2 separate regions of the Homo sapiens genome follow, and region 2 is linked to region 1. A link is an interaction called in ENCODE POLR2A ChIA-PET data of the cell type or tissue named here. Cell type or tissue: HCT116. All regions are shown on one strand.

The links. Peaks named below come from ENCODE experiments on the same cell type or tissue, not always from the same donor. Only the 100,000 strongest peaks of a DNase experiment are listed, where the experiment ranks them.
Region 2: POLR2A ChIA-PET joins it to region 1 with 5 read pairs; 2 of 35 experiments call an interaction of 5 or more read pairs at or near these places.

Annotation. Positions count from the first base shown.
Region 1 is chr14:88,863,160-88,867,159 of GRCh38, forward strand. The region is part of intron 10 of TTC8 (tetratricopeptide repeat domain 8); the gene reads left to right. Among named protein-coding and RNA genes, the nearest start is that of TTC8, 41 kb to the left of the region's middle. In HCT116, no CTCF peak of the experiment used is centred here; no DNase peak of the experiment used is centred here.
Region 2 is chr14:88,985,628-88,989,627 of GRCh38, forward strand. No RefSeq gene overlaps it. Among named protein-coding and RNA genes, the nearest start is that of TRA-AGC15-1, 8.5 kb to the left of the region's middle. In HCT116, no CTCF peak of the experiment used is centred here; DNase peaks (open chromatin) are centred at 634 and 2,094; H3K27ac peaks cover 1,083 bases.

The sequences.
Region 1 (4,000 bases):
GCAAATATTTTGTAATTATCTCCAGAAAGATGGTGTGTTGAGGGTCCCCCAAACCACGCTGAGATTCAGTGATTTACTGGGACTCATAGTACTCAGCCAGCAGTTGTACTCACTGCTATGATTTATTTCAGCAAAAGGATACAAAGCAAAATTAGTAAAAGGAAACAGCTCTTGGGGCAAAGTTCAGAGGAAACCAGGTACAAGCTTCCAAGAGCTCCCTCCCAGTGGAGTCACACAGGACACACTTAATTCTTCCAGCAGCAAGTTGTGACAACTCATGAGAAGTGATGTCTACCAGGGAAGCTCATTAGAGACTCTGTATCCATGGTTACTATTGGGTGCTGGTCATATAATCACACACTGTTTATCACACAACAAAGACTCCCAGAAGTAAACAGGCATTCAGCACAAACCACACTGTTTACGCAAACAGGTTAGGTGTAGCAAGCTACGCTTATCATCTGGGGAAATTTCATATCAATGTAGAGAACCAGCCAAATTCCCAGATACAGGCCTTTCTAAGAATAGTGGTCTCAGGCCTGCTATGTTAACTTTTTTCTATGCAGGTGTATTCCTACGTATAAGTATGAATGGAATCCTTAATTTTTTCTCTTCTATTTTCTATTTGATTACTTCTGGCAGATAGGAATGTATTACTTTTTAAAACTTTTTTTGATACTAGCAACTCTTTAAATTGTAAGATCTTGTTCATAGGTCCTCTTGGATATTCTAAGTAAATAAAACAATCATCATTTGCAAATACAGATGGTTTCATCTCTTCCTTTCAATTATTTTACCACTTTTAAAAATATGTCTTACTGCTTAGGGCTTCCAATATAATATTGAACAGACATATCTCTGTTTTCTTGAAATTCCTTGAAAATGCTAGGTATGATATTTTGAAATCATTTTGTTAGAAAAGAATGGAATATATTAATAGCTTCTATACCTAGGTGATAGTATATGAATTTTTTTTATACTTTCTGTATTTTCTAGATTTTCCATAATAAACATGTATTACTTTCAAAATAAAAGTATTTTAACATTGTCTAGAAAAACTATGATTTCCTTTTGAAATGTAATTTTTATAAATGTATAAATAGAAGCCTTTGATCAATCAATGAAAATATTCTGGACTCTAAATTGAGTATGAATAAAACTTTGACCAACAACCTTAACCAGTGGAATTCATGCTTGTTCCAATGGTAACTATGCCAGTGCAGTTGGAGCTCTGACCTTTAGGCCCTTGCCTTCTGCTCATTTCAGCCCTTTTGCCCTTCTCTTCTTAGACAGGAAGTGCTAGCAGAAAGAGCTAGAGAACTATCACATCTTTATTGCATGGTTGCTGGTGGGAAGAATTCCTTCCAAGCCTCTGTTACAGTCACTGTTGCTGTGGCTGTGATACGGAGTAGCTCTGGAGTGGATTCCTTTTCTCAACCTTTCCCTGCTCTAAGTTGACTGTACACTTGAAGGAAGAAAGAAGTGGAGAGGAAAGCATCTTAGCTGTAGGGACAATCATGCACAAATAGAGTGATCAAGGACTAAGCACAGATTTGAAATAGTTGGTGGCAGTATTTCTGTCTTTTGCCTTGAATTTGCATAGCTAATTTCCGTTATGTAAAGGTTTACCACACCAAAGTCAGATTTCCAGTGTATTCTTTTTCTCTTCATGTGACAATAGATGTCCAGTTAATCAGTAAATTGGTTTTAGCACCGCAGCCTGCACTGTGTGTGCCTTTAGGGTTTTTGTTACATACATCATGCTTGGCCCTGGCTGGAGGGATTCCATTCCTTTATGTTCTCTTCTTTTTTTTATCTTTCATTGTTGAAGATATCTTTTAAATATTGTCTATTTTAGGATGAATATGTTGAACTGCTTATTGTTCATTGTTTAAAATGATTTATCCTTGCCAGATTTCTTTGTTGGTGGTTTCAGTTTTTCTTGAGGTATTTTGTTTATTCATTTCAAAGACAGGTCTTAATTTTAGCCATTCTTTGTTGAAAGGCATTTGCAATTAAAAACCTTACCCTGGAAATGTTATTCTAGAGGTCTTCAAACTTTACTGTGTATGAAATTACCTTGGGAGTGGATGGGAAGTATGACCCATCCTCTTCCTCTGAATCAGAAGTCCTGGAAGGTGGGACTCAGGCATCTGGATTTTTAGCAAGCCCACTAGGTGATTGATTCTGTTGCAGAACAAAATTTGAAAACTACTGCAGCATTCATTTTCTGCAGTTGTTTAATTTTATTTTAATCCCAGAACTTTGGGATGCAGAGGTGGGCAGATCACCTGAGGTCTGGAGTTCGAGACCAGCCTGACCAATATGGAGAAACCTTGTCTCTACTAAAAATACAAAATTAGCCTGGCTTGGTGGCACATGCCTGTAATCCTAGCTACTCAGGAGGCTGAGGCAGGAGAATTGCTTGAACCCAGGAGGCAGAGGTTGCGGTAAGCCAAGATCGTGCCATTGCACTCCAGTCTGGGCAACAAGAGTGAAACTCCATCTCAAAAATAAAAATAAAAATAATAATAATTTAAAAATCTAATTAAAGATTTTGTGTCTACATTTTGTGAATTGGATCAAAAATAACCACTAAAAATCACTTGATACCAAATTTATTATATACTTGCAATGGCATTTATATACTTGAAAATGTAATTTTAAGTCTACATTAATAAAATCTATTCTAGAACTAGTAAAATTTAAACAACTCTGATAAAGGAATAAAGAAAATAGAGTCAATGTGTGTTCATATATATGAAAATTTAAGATGTGAGAAAGATAGCCTATTAAGCCAATTGCATTACTTGGTTATTTAATAAATAGTTTAAAAATAGAGCTGGATGAGTAATGATTTATACTATTAATTACTGCCAGATTTAAAACTTTAAAAATTTAAAACTTCAAAAAATGATACCCTGAAAGTTCCAGAAGAAAACACAGATGAATTATTTGTATAAATTGGAATGAGGACGATTTTTCTAATCATGACACAAAGTCAAAAAGCCATAATAGCAAAGATTGATAAATTTGAGAATGTAAAAGTTAAATTTTCTAAATGGCAAAAACAAAAAATAGAAACCAAACCCATATACAACAAAACAAAAGATAAAAATATCAAACAGGGAAAATAGTTGGCATACCTGGGACAGACAAAAGACTGCTTTTGATTTCCTCAAACTACACATTGCTTAAAAATTGCTGAAAATGGGAGATTTAAACACACACACACACACACACACACACACACACGCACACACAAATTCTCATCTATTTAGTCAAGAATGTAAACATGGAAACGAGGTATTTCCATGTCATGGTGTGGCTTTTCCTTAGGCTCTTGTTTCCTTTCAGCCTACACAGTGGCCATTGACCCTCTCTGTGAAAGTAAAATCACCACAGAGATGAGACAACAACCAAGTTCCAGCTGCATTGACTATACCGCCCCCCTTTTGTACTTAGGGCTTGGTGACACCTATTTGGAAGAACTTAATTAACCATCTATACTTTTCCTCTGAAGAGAATGTTTATAAACACTGAGCCTTCCTGTGTTGTTGAACTATGGTCAACATCAACACGGGCTCTTTTCATCTGGAATAGAACACAGTCAGTGCCCAGGGATTCTTGAGCCACACCTCAGCCTCCAGCTCTCCTGTGTCCAGGAGGGCAGTGTTCCACCCAAGACTCCCATACACACAATCGTGGAGGGACAAAAGATAGGATAGGATAGAAGAACAGACAAAAAATATGAATTGGCAGTTCACTGAAAGAGAAATATAAATAATATCTGATGTGTTAAATGCCTAACCTCTGTCATAATTAAAGATATAAAAAACTAAAACAACAGTGATAAGCCATTTTTCACTCAATCAGATCAGCAAAGATGAAGAAGTTCTATGTTATCTAGGGTTGCCAAGGGTGTAGAGAAACAAGCTCCATGTATGAACATTTGGAAGTTGTTTGCAATTATTGATGATATTTTAAAATGTGCATGCTC
Region 2 (4,000 bases), 120 kb after region 1:
AGTGGTGGAGAAATAGTGATGAGATTCTGACAAACAAAATGTATTCTTAACAAGAAGGGCTGCTCTGTGTTGAAGCAGAACCCTGTAGGTATCTCTAATTATGCATAGCATAGACTGTCTCCTTCAGAGAGCTCTGTTTCCCAGACTGTCCAGGACTTGTTATTGCATTAGGCATCTCAAGGGCATGATGGCCATCTGGAGGGCATCTGGCTTTCTTCAGAGTTAAGGTCTACTGACATCTGGCAGGAGGGTAATAGAAATAATCAAGATATCCAAGCCTCCATGGCGGTAAGAGGCAGGCCTGGTCCTAGGAAGAGTTGGGTGTATCAATAATGATAGCAACAGGGATGGTCATAGCAACAGCAGGAAGAGGGAAAAAAAGAGAAGATATAATTTGTGAAGCACACACCAAGGTCTGCAGTCTGTGCTGGGGACTCTGTGGACATTCATGAGCTGACAGCTCGTCCAGAAAATCACGGGCACCTAGGATGTCCCAAATAGGGCCAGGAAAAATACTGAATTCAGTGGTTCTTTTCCTCCATGAGTTGTGATCTCCTTCAACTAATGATCATAGGAATTTTCCTCCTGGGCTGGCAGAGTGCCAAGACAGAGGGCTGCAGACATCTGGGGAGAATGCCGAGGGGTCATCTGGAGGGCACTGCAGCCGATGAGTCAGGGCGAGGCAAGCGGGTGGCTTGGCGTCCTAACCATGTTAGCACCTTGGCCCAGTTCACATCTGGACTGCATGGTGGGCCAGAGTTGAAAGGCCTGATTTAATTTCAGCCAAGATGGTCCCCTCTGCCTCCTCCTCACAGGACAGCAGACTCAAGCAAAGCAGCAGTCGCTCCTCTGTCCCATCCTAGGAGCCAGTCGTTGTTCTCAAGGACAACCCAGCATTGGCCCAGGCACACTCTTTCATGCAGGGACACACACTTGGCTCCCAACTTTGTGGAGCTTCCTGACTGCTGGTCAACAGCGACCGCTGCTTCCGGGAGTCCATTCCATTTGCCATGGTGATTTCAGTGGCTCTCCCTTCATATAACCCCATCTGCTGTGCTGGCAAACATGCCTACTTAGTCACTTAGGTAGTTTTGTGGGAAGAAGAGGTTTCCTAACTAGACGGGAAGTTCCTTGATCCTTCAGTATCTGACCTCCTTTACCTCCTTCATGGAGCCTCAAGGTCAGAACCTTCAACCCTCCTGAGAGTCCTTCTGTATTAGTCTTTTCATGCTGCTGATAAAGACATACCAGAGACTGGGTAATCAATAAAGGAAAAGAGGAGGCCTCACAATCATGGCAGAAGGCAAAAGGCACGTCTTACATGGTGGCAGACAAAGAAAGAATGAGAGCCAAGCAAAAGGGGAAACCCCTTATAAAACCATCAGATCTCATGAGACTTATTCACTACCATGAGAACAGTATGGGGGAAACCACCCTCATGATTCAGTTCTCTCCCACTGGGTCCCTCCTATAACACATGGGAATTATGGGTAGAGACACAGCCAAACCATATCATCCTCTTTCATATTTGTGGGAAAGAGTTTGTCTTGTGTCCACCCCCAAACTGAGTCCATGTCTCAACTACTTTTCTTCAACACTTGCGACTCACTTTGGGCTCACTTGGCTGGAGCCTGCTTCTATGCCTTCCCAAGGACACACAAACTTGAGGTCAAATGAGCAGCTAATTTGCTAATCATTTGGGGAGCAGCAGAGGGGTTTACACTGTAGCAGACATAGCAGGTATCTTAAAAATGGAATATTAGAACCCCGTCCTGAAAGCTCTCTGGTTCCCACTCCCAGGAGTCCCTCTCCTTTCTTGGTAGGTCTCTTGTCTCACTCACTGCACATCTCTCCCCCAACCCACTCTTCCTGAGAGCTGTCCCTGAAATCCTCCAATTTCATTTTTATTATGAAGAGGAATTTTTGTTCTCCTGATGCTATGGCTTTGGGGTTATGTGTTGAGGATTGTCTTTTCAGAGCCAAATGGCTCACCAAGAATTTTACTGAATGAGAGCCCTTCTGTTCCAGAAGAAAACCATGCCACTCCTTTAAGGAAGTGGTTAAGGAAGTGGCTGCAGGCAATTGCGGTTGGGATTTTTCCCTACTAAATCACTCCCTTTCCAGGTAGGTAGCAAAATGGGTTCATCCACTAGAATCTTTCTGCTATCATTCTCCCTCCAATCTCTCTGACTGGGTAATTAGGGTAGAGGTACTTGTGTATTTGTCCATCCTAGGCAGGCCTTTCTATAACAAACAACTCCTTGTATCTCGGTTACTTAATATAAGAAGTTTATTTCTGGGCCAGGTGTGGTGACTCATGCCTGTAATTGCAGCACTTTGGGAGGCCCAGGCGGGCAGATCTCTTGAGGCCAGGAGTTCAAGACCAGCCTGGCCATTATGGCAAAACCCCATCTCTACTAAAAACACAAAAATTAGCTGGGCAAGGTGGCACCCGCCTGTGGTCCCAGCTACTCCAGAAGTTGAGGCATGAAAGTTGCTCGAACCTGGGAAGTGGAGGTTGCAGCGAGCTGAGATTGCGCCACTGCACTCCAGACTGGGTGACAGAGCAAGACCCTGTCTCAAAAAAAAAAAAAAAGAAGTTTATTTCTCACTAACATGTAGCTCTAACGTGGATTGGGTAGGGGATCCTCTACTTCATACAGTCATAAGGGACCCAGGTCCCTTCCATCTTGTGGCTCCATCCACCTCTAGCATCTCAGAGTCTTCTCTATTCAGCAGGCAGATGGGGAAAGGGAGCAAAGACTGCTTGTGGAAGGTTTATATAGGACACACCTGAAAGTGGCAGTCGTCGTTTTGGCTCACATACCATTGGCCAGAATTCAGTTACATGGCCACACTTAACTCCAAGGACAATGGAAAATATAGTTCAGCTGTCTGGAAGAAGCACAGGGCATGAGTGCTGATGAGCTGTAGCAGTCTCTACCACATTCTTTTAAGGGTAGCTTCCCTTTACTTCAAGGTGTAGCTTCTTTTAGTGGTTCATCCAAGTTAAAAAACAAAAACAGCAACAACAACAAAAAACCTGGTACCTTGCATTGATACAAGAATGGCCATAAAACTGAAGCCTCCTGAATCCTTTCTGAATATCTCCACTGGAGTAAGAAGTAAAGGAGTAGGCAGAGAACAAATATCCTAATGCCAGAAGAAGGACCACTGAGTAATTCTCAGTTTAAAAAAATTAAATATGGCAGTCACATAGTTTTGATAATATGGCATCTTCCTCCTCCCTTCTATTTTCCTCCAAAAATGGAGAAAATTATTTATTCTTTCCTGTCTGCTCTCTTATGTCTGGAAGTCTTACTTCAAAGCTTCAGGAGAGACTACATTCACCCCAAGATAAAAACAAAAACAAAAATAAAAATAAAAACACCTGTGAAATCACAGCAACTTAAGTGGGAGGAGAATGTAATGTTCTCAGCTATCTCTTGCTACGGAAGATGTGAAGGGAATATAAATAAACGTAGACAGTGCAATGTACTTTGCTGAAGCGTAAAAATTATAGGGTTTCAATCTACAGAAAGAAACTGAAGAGCTTTTTGACACTAGGTAAGTACATTGTGTGCAGTTGACTCCGAATCTCCTAGCAATGAAACTCTCTGGAAAGAAGGCTTGATATCCAGAGAGAGAAGGGGATAGGGAAGGTGGCCATTCATTCTTGTGTGCCCAGGACAGCTGTGGATCATGCCTGTCCTCCCAGTTCATCACTTACAGCCCCTTTATTCTCTCTCTCTCTCTCTCTTTTTTTTTTTTTTTTTTTAACAGAGGCTCACTCTGTCTCACTTAGGCTGGAGTGCAGTGGTGCTATCTCAGCTTACTGCAGTCTCCGCCTCCTGGGTTCAAGCTATTCTCCTGTCTCAGCCTCCTGAGTAGCTGGGGCTAGAGGCATGTGCCACCACACCCAGCTAATTTCATATTTTTCGTAGAGGTAGGGTTTCACCATGTTGGCCAGGCTGGTCTTGAACTCCTGACCTCAGGTGAT